2 separate regions of the Homo sapiens genome follow, and region 2 is linked to region 1. A link is a contact called in ENCODE Hi-C or POLR2A ChIA-PET data. All regions are on one chromosome and are shown on one strand. The core of a region is the stretch at or near the end of the contact, and the rest is flanking DNA. Distances in the headings are between cores, read along the strand shown. Region 1 holds the start of RSAD1 (radical S-adenosyl methionine domain containing 1). Region 2 holds the start of TMEM92 (transmembrane protein 92).

Region 1 (6,412 bases), core at 420-2,919:
ACCAGCCCGCCCTGTTTTTCGTTTGTTTGTTTGTTTGTTTGATACAGAGTCTCACTCTGTCTCCCAGGCTGGAGTGCAGTGTCGCCATCTGGGCTCACTGCAACTTCCGCCTCCCAGGTTCAAGCAATTCTCCTGCCTCAGCCTCCCGGGTAGCTGGGACTACTGGCACGCACCACCACACCTGGCTAGTTTTTTGTATTTTTAGTAAAAACGGGGTTTCACCGTGTTAGCCAGGATGGTCTCAATCTCCTGACCTTATGATCCGCCCGCATCGGCCTCCCAAAGTGCTGGGATTACAGGAGTAAGCCACCGCGCCCGGCTTCTGCCCTGGGCTTTATACCCTGGGGCCATGTGACATGTTGGGCTGAAGTGTTGAAGGACATGCTTTTTCTAGGGGGACTGGAACAGAGCATGGCTGTGCTGGCCAGTCCTTCCTTCCCTCAGGATGTTGCATTCTCTGCACACTCTACAGTTTTATTTATTTATTTATTGAGACAGTCTTGCTCCATCACCCAGGCTGGAGTGCAGTGGCACTGTCTCAGCTCACTGCAACCTCCGCCTCCCAGGTTCGAGGGATTCTCCCTGCTCAGCCTCCCGTGTAGCTGGGATTACAGGTGCCCACCACCACGCTTGGATAATTTTTGTATTTTTGGTAAAGACGGGGTTTCAGCATGTTGGCTAGGCTGGTCTTGAACTTCTGATCTCAAGTGATCTGCCCGCCTCGGCCTCCCAAAGTGCTGGGATTACAGGCGTCTACAGTTATTCTTGAGAACTACAAGCAAGAAAGGAGGGGAGAACCAGGTCAGTTCAAGGCCACTGGGAGAACTGTCCTGCACCGCCTGCCTCTGAAGCCCATGATGTTTCTGCTTTGTGGGACAGTTGTTCAGGTGCCTGCTTCCCCAGGCCTTCCCCTGCGCCTTCCCCCTCTCTCCTACACACACCATCTGACTGTCCTTCCAGCACGTACACCTCCAGATGCTTGGGTTGGCCTGACCCAAAACAGTCTACTCTCCCGGCCAAGCCAATTGCCCCTGGGATTTTCTGCTCCTCCAAGATCCCGTGCATAGCCCTGGTGGTGGCTCATGCCCTTAATCCTTAGTTACTCTAGATGCTGAGGCAGGAGGATCGCTTGAGGCCGAGGAGTTCAAGACCTCCCCTCTCCCAAATATTTGTAAATGAAATTAAAAGAAAGATCCAGCCCAAGTGTCTCTTCTGCCCTACTGACTCCCACACTCTTAAAACAGATGACCTCACAGCACTGAGGCGGACGGCTCTGGTGTCCAGCAGGCACGGAATTAATACGCCTTGCCTGTCCTGGCCGGTTGGCTTGCCTCTCTCCTGCCAGAATGCAACCTGGCTTTATGCACCTAGATGTCCCCAGCGCCCAGTTCTGAGCCAGGCACATCAAATGTCAAGGAATTGACTGAACAAACTAAGAGCTCCTGGATGGGTCCGGGAACTCGCCCGGGCACAAGGTGCCAAAAGGCAAGCAGCCCGCCTCGCGGCCTGGGGAAAGAACCGACAGGAGGCCGCAGTGAGCGCCCGGGCGCCCGGCAGGTGGCGCCGCAGCCCCGGGCCCGGGCCCTCTTGTCGCGCGGTCACGCAGCCCCTCTTCCTTCCGCCGGCTGCGCACTCACAGTGATCCCTGCGCGCGTCTCCTGCTCGGGTCAGTGCGCCGCGCTGCGCTGGGCGCCATGGCGCTCCCCGGAGCCCGGGCTCGCGGCTGGGCGGCAGCAGCCAGAGCGGCCCAGAGGCGCCGCCGCGTGGAGAACGCAGGAGGGTCCCCGAGTCCTGAGCCTGCGGGCCGGCGCGCGGCGCTTTACGTACACGTGAGTAGGGGCGGGGGCGGAGCCCACGGTGTGTGGCCGCAGCCCTGGCCGTGACCGTGGCCGTCCAAAACCCAGGTGGCGGTTTGTCACTCTATGAACCCGCCTGCCGTGTTTCCGTGCCCCCGTACGAGGTCTGGGATGGGACCCTGTGCTTTGGCAGGGAAATGACTTGGTCCAGAAACCTGAAGTCTCTGCTACTCACCGGCTCGGTGACTCTGACCAAATGGTTCAAATTTCATAACAATTTTCCTCTTAGCAAGACAAAATTTTCTTAAGAGCAGTGTTCTGACTCGGTAGCTGGGAAAATGGCTCATAGGAAAATTGTATGAAAATTATATGATCCCAGAAAGAGCTTGGGTTGAATTCCTTCCTGACGTCTGCTGGTTGGAAGAGGCAGCGTAACAAAGGAGTGAGCCTCAGTTTTCTCACATTGAAGTGGATGTAATAACCCCAGTGCGACCTGCCTTGGGGAGTTGTGTGGCTTAGATGTCCTAGCTACTGTGGAAAGACCTCGGGATAGGGGTGGGGGTGGGGTTGGGGGTGTGTGCGACTGAACCCTGGAAGTGGCCAGGGCAGCTCTCACCGCGCACGTGCACTCACTGCCCCCAGTGGCCTTACTGCGAGAAGCGCTGCAGTTACTGCAACTTCAACAAGTACATCCCTCGCCGCCTGGAGGAGGCTGCCATGCAGAAGTGTCTGGTGACCGAAGCTCAGACGCTGCTGCGGCTCAGCGGGGTGCAACGGTGGGTAGTGGGGGCTGTAGGCAGCGTTTTGGGAAATATTTGGAGGAGTGGTGGGGGATAGGTGCAGGCATCCCAGAGGGCTCCCCCAGGTCTCATTTCTCCATTCTCTTTCCCCAGGGTGGAGTCTGTGTTCTTTGGTGGGGGGACCCCCAGTCTAGCCAGTCCCCACACGGTGGCTGCTGTCCTGGAGGCTGTGGCACAGGCAGCCCACCTGCCTGCAGACTTGGAAGTCACATTGGAGGCTAATCCTACTTCAGCTCCGGGCTCCAGACTGGCAGAGTTCGGGGCAGCAGGGGTTAACAGGTTGTCTATAGGCCTCCAGGTAACCCATGGCACTCACCCCATCCCAGTGCACCCCGCCCTTCAGTGCCATCTCCTCTTTGGTCACATTCATTCATTGGGCAAACATTGATTGAGCACCTTCTGGGTGCCAGGGACACAGTAGGGCCTAGTGCGACACTTTTATAACTCCTTAATTGTCTGCTGCTGTCATAGACCACAGACTTTATGAGAAAGGGATCAGGTGTGGCTTTTCTATTTCAAACACTTACCATAGTGCCTGGCACATAGTAGGTGGTCAAAAAAGATTTGCTACATGACACGGGAGACGCAGACATGTAGCCAGATTATTGCAGCATGGTAAATGTCACCTGTAAAGGGGGTCTCTATAAAAGGCTTCTAGAGTACAGCCTGAAGGGAGGTCACTCTGATGAAATCACTGAAACTTCTCTGGAGGAGATGTTTGAATGAAGAGGAAGAGTTCACCAGGTGAGGGGGTGTGGGGGAAACGACACAGGCCATGGAAGAGCCTGGCATGTTTTGGGGGAGTTGTGAGTCATTCCTTGTGATTGGAGAGGCTGGAAACAAGGTTGCAAGGTAGAGTCCAAAACCTTTGGTGCCTACTAAGGAGTGTGGGTTTTGTCCTAGTAATGATAGGGAGCCATTGAAGGTTTTTAAGTAGGGAGAAACCTAGTCGTCTCAGGTTGACCTCCGATATTTCCGTAGGACTTCCGGGTTGTGGGCTTTGTTCTGATGGAATATGCTGACAGAAACACATCACTTCTAAGATATTCTTACCCCAAAGCGCATATCTTGAATCTAATTGTCAGGAAACCCTGAATTAAGAGATTTTTACAAAATTATTGTGGTAAGAACAGACAGCATGAGATCTACCGTCTTAACAAGTTTTTAAATGTACATACAGCACTGTTAACTATAAGCACAGTGTTATACAGCCAATCTGTAGAAATTATTCATTTTAAATAATTCATTTAAATAATTATAATTCGTAAATAATAATAATTTATTTAAATTCATTAAATTATTCATTTTAAACAACTGGCCTGTATTCTTCAAAAATGCCAGTGTCATGAGAGACAAAGAAAGGCTGAGAATCTAAAGGAGACAGAAGAGACAGCTGAATACAATGTGTGGCCCCTGACTGGGGAGGAAGGAGGAAATTACTACAGTAGATGTTATTGGGACCATTAGCCAAATTTGAATATGACAATGTATTATGTAATGGTGTTGTGTCAGTGTTGCATTTCCTGAACTCTGTAATTGGATTGCAGTTATGTAAGAGAATGTCCTTGTTCTTTAGGAAATACACACCTAAGTATTTAGAGGTTAGGGAGTATAATATCTATAACTGCTATTCAATATAGTGGCCACTAGCCACAGACTAGTGAGCATTTGAAATGTGGTAAGTTAAGTTTAATTCACTTAAATTTAAATAACCACATGTGGCTACTACCTATCATATTGGACAGTACAGATATGAACATTTCCACCATTGTAGAAAGTTCTTTTGGACAGTGCTGGTTTATAATTTACTGTTAAATGATTCAGCATAATAACAGGTATGTATGTTTAAAGAGAAACAAATATGGACAAATGGTGAATCAAGATGAAGGTTTTTTTTGTGATTTTCTTTCAACTTTTCTATAGGTTAGAATTATTTAAAATTGAAAAGTAAAGTAAATAAAGACTTGATTTTGGAGTCAGACAGTCCTAAATTCCAGGTCGAACTTTGCAACTGTATGGCCTGGACAAGTTACTTAACACCTCTGAACCTCAGTTTTCTCATCTGTAAAATAGAACTAATATTGGAGGGTTACAAAGATTAAATTAGACACTACATAAAGGTGCTTGGCACATAGCGACCCTTCTGTGAATGGCAGCTCTTGGTGCCAGCTTGACCTTCCCCCTCCTGCCTTCCAGCTGCCTGCCACGTGCTGCGTTCTCCCTGTATCTGTGTCTACAATGGGGAGGAGGGTTCTTGTCTCTCTCTGAGCTGCTGGTATGCTTACACCCACCCTCTTTTCCCAGTCCCTAGATGACACTGAGCTCCGGCTGTTGGGACGGACGCACTCGGCCTGCGATGCTCTGCGGACGCTGGCAGAGGCCCGGCGCCTCTTTCCCGGGCGCGTGTCTGTAGACTTGATGCTGGGGCTGCCGGCACAGCAGGTGGGGCCGTGGCTTGGGCAGCTGCAGGAACTGCTGCACCACTGTGATGACCACCTCTCCCTCTACCAGCTGTCCCTGGAGCGGGGCACCGCACTCTTCGCCCAGGTGCAGCGGGGTGCCCTTCCAGCCCCTGACCCGGAGCTCGCAGCTGAGATGTACCAGAGGGGCCGGGCTGTCCTTCGGGAGGCTGGCTTCCACCAGTATGAGGTCTCCAACTTTGCCCGGAATGTAAGTTCTGGGGCTGATGGCTGGAGGTGGAGGATGGGCAGACTGCAGTGTGACCAGGGCGTTGTGACCTTCTGAAGAGAAGGATCCTGGCCGAGATGGTGGGACATTCTAACCTGGGGCCCCTTACCTGAGTCTAAAAATGAGGCCTGCCCTCTTCACTCTGCACTATTTCCTCCCTCCCCGCAGGGGGCGCTCAGTACCCACAATTGGACTTACTGGCAGTGTGGTCAGTACCTTGGCGTTGGGCCTGGTGAGTCCCGTGAACTACAGAAAGGGTGACTCAGGAGAGGAATGTCGTGGCTGTGTGAACTTGGGCCACATTAACCTCTCCAAGCCTCTATTTTCTCATATGTAAAATGTGGCAAAAAATAATACCTCCCTATAGAACTGTTGAGCATGAATTATAAGGGGCTTAATGTTGCACCTTGCACTAGGGTTCTCAGCCTTTAGTGTGTATGAGAATCTCCTGGAGGGCTTGTTAAAACCCAAGCTGCTGGGCCCCACCCTCAGAATTCCCAATTGGACAGGGCTAGAGGAGAGCCCAAGAATTTATATGTCTTGGCATTTTGGGATAGATGATTAAAAAAAAAAGAAAAAGAAAAAAGGGCCTGGTGTCATGTGCCTCTAATCTGAGCTACTTGGGAAGCTGAGGTGGAAAGATCGTTTGACCCCAGGCGTCCAAGACCAGCCTGGGCAGTATAGTGAGACACCACCTCAAAAAAAAAAAAAAAAAAAAGAAAGAAAGAAAGAAAGAAAAGAAAAGAAAAATAATTTATATTTCCAGTATGTTAGAGGCAGTTGCTCCAGGGACCACATGATTTAAATCTGGTAAACACATAGTATTAACAGCCATTAATGTGGGGATGGTTGTTGATGTTGTCAGGGGCCCATGGACGATTTATGCCCCAGGGGGCTGGAGGCCACACCCGGGAGGCTCGGATCCAGACACTGGAGCCTGACAACTGGATGAAGGAGGTGATGCTGTTTGGCCATGGCACCCGGAAGCGTGTCCCCCTGGGCAGGCTGGAGCTGTGAGCATCCAAGGGCACAGGGCTCTCCTCCAGGATCCCCACACCCCAAGACCATGTCTATTTGTATATCTTTTATTTCCTGTCTTGTCCTGGCCCCTGCCTTGCCACATACTGT
Region 2 (6,493 bases), core at 3,526-6,025, 200 kb before region 1:
GAGGCGGGCCTCCTCTGTGAAGTAGACCCAGGCAGCGCTCAGTGGGCTGTGCGGGAGTAGAAAGGGGGAACAAACTGGGAGTGGAGGGAATCACATCTCCAGTCCCAGACCACGTTCAGGAGTGGTCGGCACCTGGACGGACATCCTCTGGGATCTGTCACCAGCCCCACCTTCTCAGGCCTGACTGGCCTTAAGTGGGGCCCAGTGGACAGCAGAGGGGTTTAGTGAGCAAAGCTTCCTGGGGAAACTGGGGTTGGATGCTGCAGCCCATCCAGGGAGGTGAGCAGTCCAAAAGCAGCGAGACCCTGCACTCCTTGGCACCCCACTCTGCCTCCATGTGAAATGCAGAGAAGGAAGTATGGGCCCCTTGTCTCTGCCAGGAATGACAGCTAGCATTTATTTGCCATTACTGTATGCCAGACTCTGAGCGGCCTGTTTCATCCTCATCATGGCCTATATGATGAGGGAGGTACTGTTATCCAACTCCTCCCTCTCCTTCCTGTTGAGAGAGGCCCAGAGAAGTTCCATTTCTCGTCTAAGGTCACACAGCACAACATATTCAGTGGCACACTGACTAACACGACACAATACTGCCCCTACAGGCAGAGCCGGGCTAGAGCAGAGCATTCTGCTGGCTTTGAAAAGAGATCCCAGCCTAGTGCCATCAGCCATTACAGATATTAGTGTCCACCAAAGTATGGGGGTGGGGGGGACTGCCAAGTAAAACAGAATTCACCCTGGCTCTTCCCCTTCACCCAAGCCTGGCCCCCTGGGCTGGGCTGAGCCAGGCTAGGCGAGGCCACCCACCCTGAGTGATCCTCCATCCAGAGCAGTGGAGCAGGGCTCCCCAGGCCCGAGGTGAGTGCCACCTGTGCTGGGTGTGGCGTCTTGAGCGCTGCATGGTTCTGATCCTGACTCAGCCCCTCATGTCCTGTGCGACCTGGCCTTCCCGCTCTCCAGGCCCTGGTTGCCTCCTCTGAGAAGGGCGTAAGTGGGCCGGCTGGCCTCGGAGGCCCCTCCTTCCAGCTGGGCCCCGGCAGGATGCACAATCAGCTCATTCTTTAGTGAATGCACTGGGGGCCCAGCGAGCGTTTATGAAGACATTTCGAAGTGGCTGCTCTTGGGAAACCCCAGATGGAATTTGGTGTTGAATCTAGGGGGCCGCTGACTACATGAGGCCTCTGGGTTTCTGTGCTCGTGTATGCCTGAGCACCTGCACACGCTGCCCTCCTGGTGCTAGGTGACGTGCCAAACAGAAGATGCTGGCCTTGTCCAGGACCCTCCTTCCTCTAGAACAGCCCTTCTCTGCTCAGTCTAGGGGGGTCCATGGTGCTCCCACCCCCTTCTGACCTCACCCACCAAAAATCCGAGGGCCCTGGGGCCATGATGAATGCTAACAGGCCCTGGTGTTCTTGGCCTGGCCTGGGACCACCCACTTCCAGGCTCCTCATCTTGTCCCCATCTGCAGGAAGGAACGTAGGGCAGTTTGGTGTCATGGAACTGGGGGCCCAGCCGAGGGGCTCAAGAGCCCTTCAGACTCTGCCTGGTGAGTCAAGTGCTAAGGACCTCACTTCTTCATTGGAAGATGTGGGGTGGGGGTGGAGTTTGTTCCTAGGACATTGTAGCGATGTGGATAGCATTGCCAGATTTTGTTTTGTTTTGTTTTTCTTTTTAGAGCGAGGGTGGTGCTCTGTCACCCAGGCTGGAGTGTAGTGGTGTGATCTCAGCTCACTGCAGCCTTGAACTCCTAGGCTCAAGTGATCCTCCTACCTCAACCTCCAGAGTAACTGGGACTACAGGTACATGCCACCACACCGGCTTAATTGCTTTTGTTTTCTTTGTTTGCAGAGACAGGGTCTTGCTATGTTGCCCAGGCTGGTCTCAAACTCCTGGGCTCAAGTGATCTTCCTACCTCGGCCTCTCCAAGTGCTGGGGTTATAAGCGTGAGCCACTGTGCCTGGCCTGGTTGCCAGTTTTAACAAAGAAAAACACAGAACATCCCATTAAATGTGAATTTCAGATAGAAAAGTAAATTTTAGCATAAGTATGTCTCAAATATTGCATGGGCCCAGGTGTAGTAGCTCACGCCTGTAATCCCAACACTTTGGGAGGCCAAGGTGGGCATATCACTTGAGGCCAGGAGTTGGAGACCAGCCTGGCCAACAAGGTAAAACCCTGTCTCTACTAAAAATACAAAAAATTAGCTGGACATAGTGGCACATGCCTGTAATCCCAGCTACTTGGGAGGCTGAAGCATGAGAATTGCTTGAATCTGGGAGGTGGAGGTTGCAGTGAGCTCACACCACTCCATTCCAGTCTTGGTTCTCAAAAAATATATATATATTGCATGGGACATAATTATACTAAAATGAAATTATTCATCGTTTATCTGAAATTTGGATTTACCTGGGCCTCCTGTCTTTTGTCCGGCAACCCTAGATCTGGGTCAGGTTGATGCCAGAGACCCAGAGAGCAGCTATGCCAGCCTCCTCCCCCTCCTCCTGCCCCTCTTCAGGGCACTGGTGCCCGCCTAGTTCCCTCACCCCCACTCCTGCTGACCCCCCACATCTGTCCCTTGAGTTCCCACATGCCCTTCTCAGCACCCTCATTTCACCCCGCAGGGTATCTTCCTCCTCTAAGCTCAACCATTTTCCCATTTTCCTCTCCCGTAAGGGCCACACCTCTGTAGGGCTCCCAGCCTGGGCAGGATAGCAGGGAGTGTGGGGTAGAGACCCCAGGCCTTGCTGTTGCAGTGGGGCCTGGGTGGGGACAAGAAGAACCCTGGCAGCCCAAGTTGGCAACGACTCAAGAGGTGGAGGCTCCAGCACTCTCAGGACGAGGTCCCCCTGCCAAGGTCCACCTGCAGGGGAGGAGGGGAGACGGCGGCCCCTTCCCTTCTCCAAGCTCACAGTCACTTCAAATACAGAGGGGCCAGATCCCAATACCCCTCGGATCAGGAGACTAGAAGATTATCTTCTTAAGGGGCAAAAAGGGCTAGGAGGTAATGGGAAATAGAGACAGGGAAAGGGAGAGAGAGAGCAGGGAGACAGCATAAGAAACAGACCGAGAGACTGGGGGTGCAGGACCAAACCAGGGACAAGGAGAAGGGACCAGAGAAACCGAGAAAAACAGACGCCTCCGCCGAGGCAGACAGAGGTGAACAGAGAGAGGAGAAACAGACGGGAGAACAGAGGGAAAGGCTGGGAACTCGAGAGAAACTGGGTGCGGACAGATGGGAAGAAACCGAAACAGAAAAACAGAGGCTGGGAGAAACGGGGAGAGACACAGAGGGGTTAAATATAAGACAGAGAACATGACTGGGAGAGATGAGGGAGAAGGGTGAGAGGCAGAGAGCAAGGAAAGAGAAGAAACGCCCACGACGTCGGGGGTGTTTTTCAGGGGTCAAGACAGATTGGCGACACAGCAGGAGGCGCCCAAGGACATGACGTTGAGCCTCTCAGGGTCCCCCTTGGCCGGGCCAGGGAGCAGCGCCCCACGCTCCATCACCCCCTCTCCCCCTCCCGCGGTCCTGGCTGCACTGCTCCTGCCTCGCCCTCGCCCAGCGCCCCCAGCCCACAAGCCCCGGCCGCGCCCCTCCCGGCTCCCGGGGGCACCCGCGCTGGGCGACGCTGCCACCTGCCGGCCGCTCCCGGAAGCTCCGCGCCTGGAGTGCTGGAGGCGGCGGCCGCAGGGGGCTCAGAATCAGGCCCCTCCGCACTGGGGCGGCCTCCGCGGGGTCTTTCCAGGAATCTGGATGGGCCTGCTCGCCCGCGCCCCGGCGGGCCTGGCAGAGGACCAGCCCCAGCTGCGGACCCCGGGGCAGTCTAAACCCTGGGGCCTTGAGTTCCCGTTTTGTCAATGGGAGAAAATGCACCAACACCTCCTGTAGGATTTCAAGAGGGGAGGGGACACGAAGGTACCCACGTTGTGCTCCTGGTCTTCCTTCCTCGACCTGGAAATCTCAGGGCACTCTGAAATCAGCCAGGCTGCTCTGTCCCTCCCTTTTTGGTCAAAACACAATGGGGTGATATCCCCCAACCATAACCCCTCAAAATCTACCCTAGAACCTTCGCCTTCCCCTCCCTCAACCTCTGCCCCCATTTGACTTCTCACCAGACCCAGAGGTCCAGATAAGAAGGGGCTTCCACGTCCCCTTCCCACTCCCGCCGGTCCCGGCACCCCTCCCTGGAGTCTGGGGCACTTAGGAGTGGAGGAGTTGGGAGTTAGGAAGGCCCAGCTCAGCGGTGTGGAGTTGATCCCACCTCTTTTTAAATTTAGGTTATTTATTTATTTATTTATTTATTTAGAGATGGAGTCTCACTCCGTCGCCCAGGCTGGAGTGCACTGGCACGATCTCGGCTCACTGCAACCTCTGCTTCCCGGGTTCAAGCGATTCTCCTGCCTCAGGCTCCTGAGTAGTTGGGATTACAGGCACCCGCCACCACGCCCGGCTAAATTTTGTATTTCTAGTGGAGACGGGGGGTCTCACCATGTAGGCCAAGCTGGTCTCGAACTCCTGACCTGAAGTGATCCTCCCAAAGTGCTGGTATTACAGGCGTGAGCCACCGCGCCCGGGACCGCTTTTTTAAAAATCCGTTAATCTCTTCTACCTCCCAAATCCCAAAACCCAACCCAGACCTCTGCGCCTCCCTTCCTCCCTTCCTCCTCCCAGCCCCTCCCTGCCCCGAGTCCGCCTCTCCCGGTGCAGCTCCGCCCCCATCCCGAGGCGGGGCCCCATAGGTGGAGAGAAGTGGGAGAGGTCGCAGCCCCGCCTTCTCTACACAGGAAAGCTCAGTGGCCCCCAAGCCAGGATGTCCCAAGCTTGGGTCCCCGGCCTCGCGCCCACCTTGCTGTTCAGCCTGCTGGCTGGCCCCCAAAAGGTGAGACTGGGAGGTAAGGTTGTTGAACTTTTGGGCCCTACCCTTGTAGGTCAGGAGCCTGCTTCTGGAGCCTGGTCGCCACCTTCCAGAATCAGGATTTCCTCCTGACCACACACAGTTAGCTACTTCCTTTCTCTCTTTGCTGTGGAGGTGGAGGTGGGGGCAGCGGAGGAGGCTCTGGGAGAGGCTGGGTTCTCCCACCTCTGAGGGGGATCCTGTGGTGGGAAGTGGCCACCACCCACCACCTTATCTGACACCTAGCACGTCTCTGTGAATAGGGACTTTGGACCCCTTATTAGCCTCAGCTTATCCTTCCAGCTCCTTCCCGCCTGAGCTTTGGACACCTGGGCCAGCACTTAGCCCCAGCTCAGTTCCTCCAGTGCTGGGGGACCCTGGGATGTCCCCACCCTCTTTGGGACTGTGTCTCTGCTTGTTCCCTAGGGGAGAGAAGGCTCTTTTGTCCCCTTCTAGGGGTAAGTAATCCCAGCCTGTGGTGGGATTTGACCTGGCTGCCTGACCAAGGCTGGGGTGACCTCTGAAATCTGTGATTTTGAGAGGGAGGTGTAGGGTTCGAGTGTTCCCTCCGCCCTTCTGTTCCTCCCAAGTAAACTCTACAGGTGATGGGGGAAAGCTGTCCGGTCCTGGGATGGGTGTTTATCCTGGGAACAGAGACGGGTCTAGAACATGCATTTGTGTCTTATTTCCATTTAAGAACCGGAGGGAAGTCAGGGTCTTCCATAGTTAGGATTTTAGAACAGGGCACCTTCACACATCTGGGCTGAGCTTTCAGAGAGGCTCTGCCAAAACCCTTCCGTGGACCCGGGTTAGTGAGCAAGGTGTTCCTTCTAAATCACTGGGCGGTCAGTTTGTGTCAATGCTGGGCTGGGCATCCTCTGGTTTACCCCTCCCACCAACCCCAGGGGCGAGGTGCTGTTAATACCTTCAATTCTGGAGTTAAGTAAGCTGAGATTTACTTACTCCCAGCCCAAGACCACCCTGACGCTCCATAAAACTCAGCCTCTGAACCACCCCAGACAAGACTACCCCCTGGTTAAAATGTGGGGAGACAATCTGGGAGAAGAGCTCCTCCCCCTCCCAAACCGGAACTTGAGATTAATTTACTAAACCTGTTAATTATCCATTACTTATTAGCTGGGGTCCAGGAAAAGGACAAGGGCCAGAGTGGGGTCTGAGGGGGAAGGGGTGCTGTTGAGTGCCTGGATGGACCCCTCGATTTGTCTCCAAGTTCCCTCTCTGTATATATATATTTTTAATTTAAAGAATAGAGGCCAGGCGCAGTGGCTCACGCCTGTAATCCCAGCACTTTGAGAGGCCGAGGCAGGCAGATCGTGAGGTCAGGAGTTTCAGACCAGCCTGACCAACAACCCCATCTCTACTAACAATACAAAAATTAGCCAGGCATGGTGGCACGTGCCTGTAATCCCAGCTACTTGGGAGGCTGAGGCAGGAGTATCACTTGAACCTGGGAGGCGGAGGTTGCAGTGAGCCGAGATCGCACCACTGCACTCCAGCCTGGGCAACAGAGCTAGACTCCATCTCCAAAAAGAAAAAAAAAGAAAAAAGAAAAAAGAATAGAGACAGGGTCTCGCTAT

Evidence for each region. Hi-C counts contacts between places; a loop is a spot of excess contacts on that map. ChIA-PET counts read pairs that join two places held with the same protein, here RNA polymerase II (POLR2A). Pooled maps may share reads with other maps.
Region 2: a map of PC-9 shows a loop between it and region 1 (4-fold over the local background). The contact joins the promoter of TMEM92 here to the promoter of RSAD1 in region 1. A Hi-C loop is called at or near these places in 2 of 168 maps with a recorded cell type or tissue (MCF 10A and PC-9) and 8 of 50 pooled maps. POLR2A ChIA-PET finds 5 or more read pairs at or near these places in 1 of 52 experiments (GM12878).

The regions. Positions count from the first base shown.
Region 1 is chr17:50,477,191-50,483,602 of GRCh38, forward strand. RSAD1 (radical S-adenosyl methionine domain containing 1) reads left to right here and starts at 1,670. Exons shown (of 9, transcript NM_018346.3): 1 at 1,670-1,829; 2 at 2,439-2,572; 3 at 2,690-2,894; 4 at 4,901-5,266; 5 at 5,453-5,516; 6 at 6,150-6,297. The coding sequence starts at 1,695. RefSeq lists silencers at 1,436-1,925, 2,497-2,883 and an enhancer at 5,318-5,612.
Region 2 is chr17:50,269,691-50,276,183 of GRCh38, forward strand. TMEM92 (transmembrane protein 92) reads left to right here and starts at 4,776. Exons shown (of 5, transcript NM_153229.3): 1 at 4,776-4,880. The coding sequence starts at 4,812. It overlaps LOC124904028 (a long non-coding RNA gene), which reads left to right. Exons shown (of 3, transcript XR_007065846.1): 2 at 1,469-1,546; 3 at 1,676-1,713. RefSeq lists silencers at 3,381-3,720, 4,858-5,152.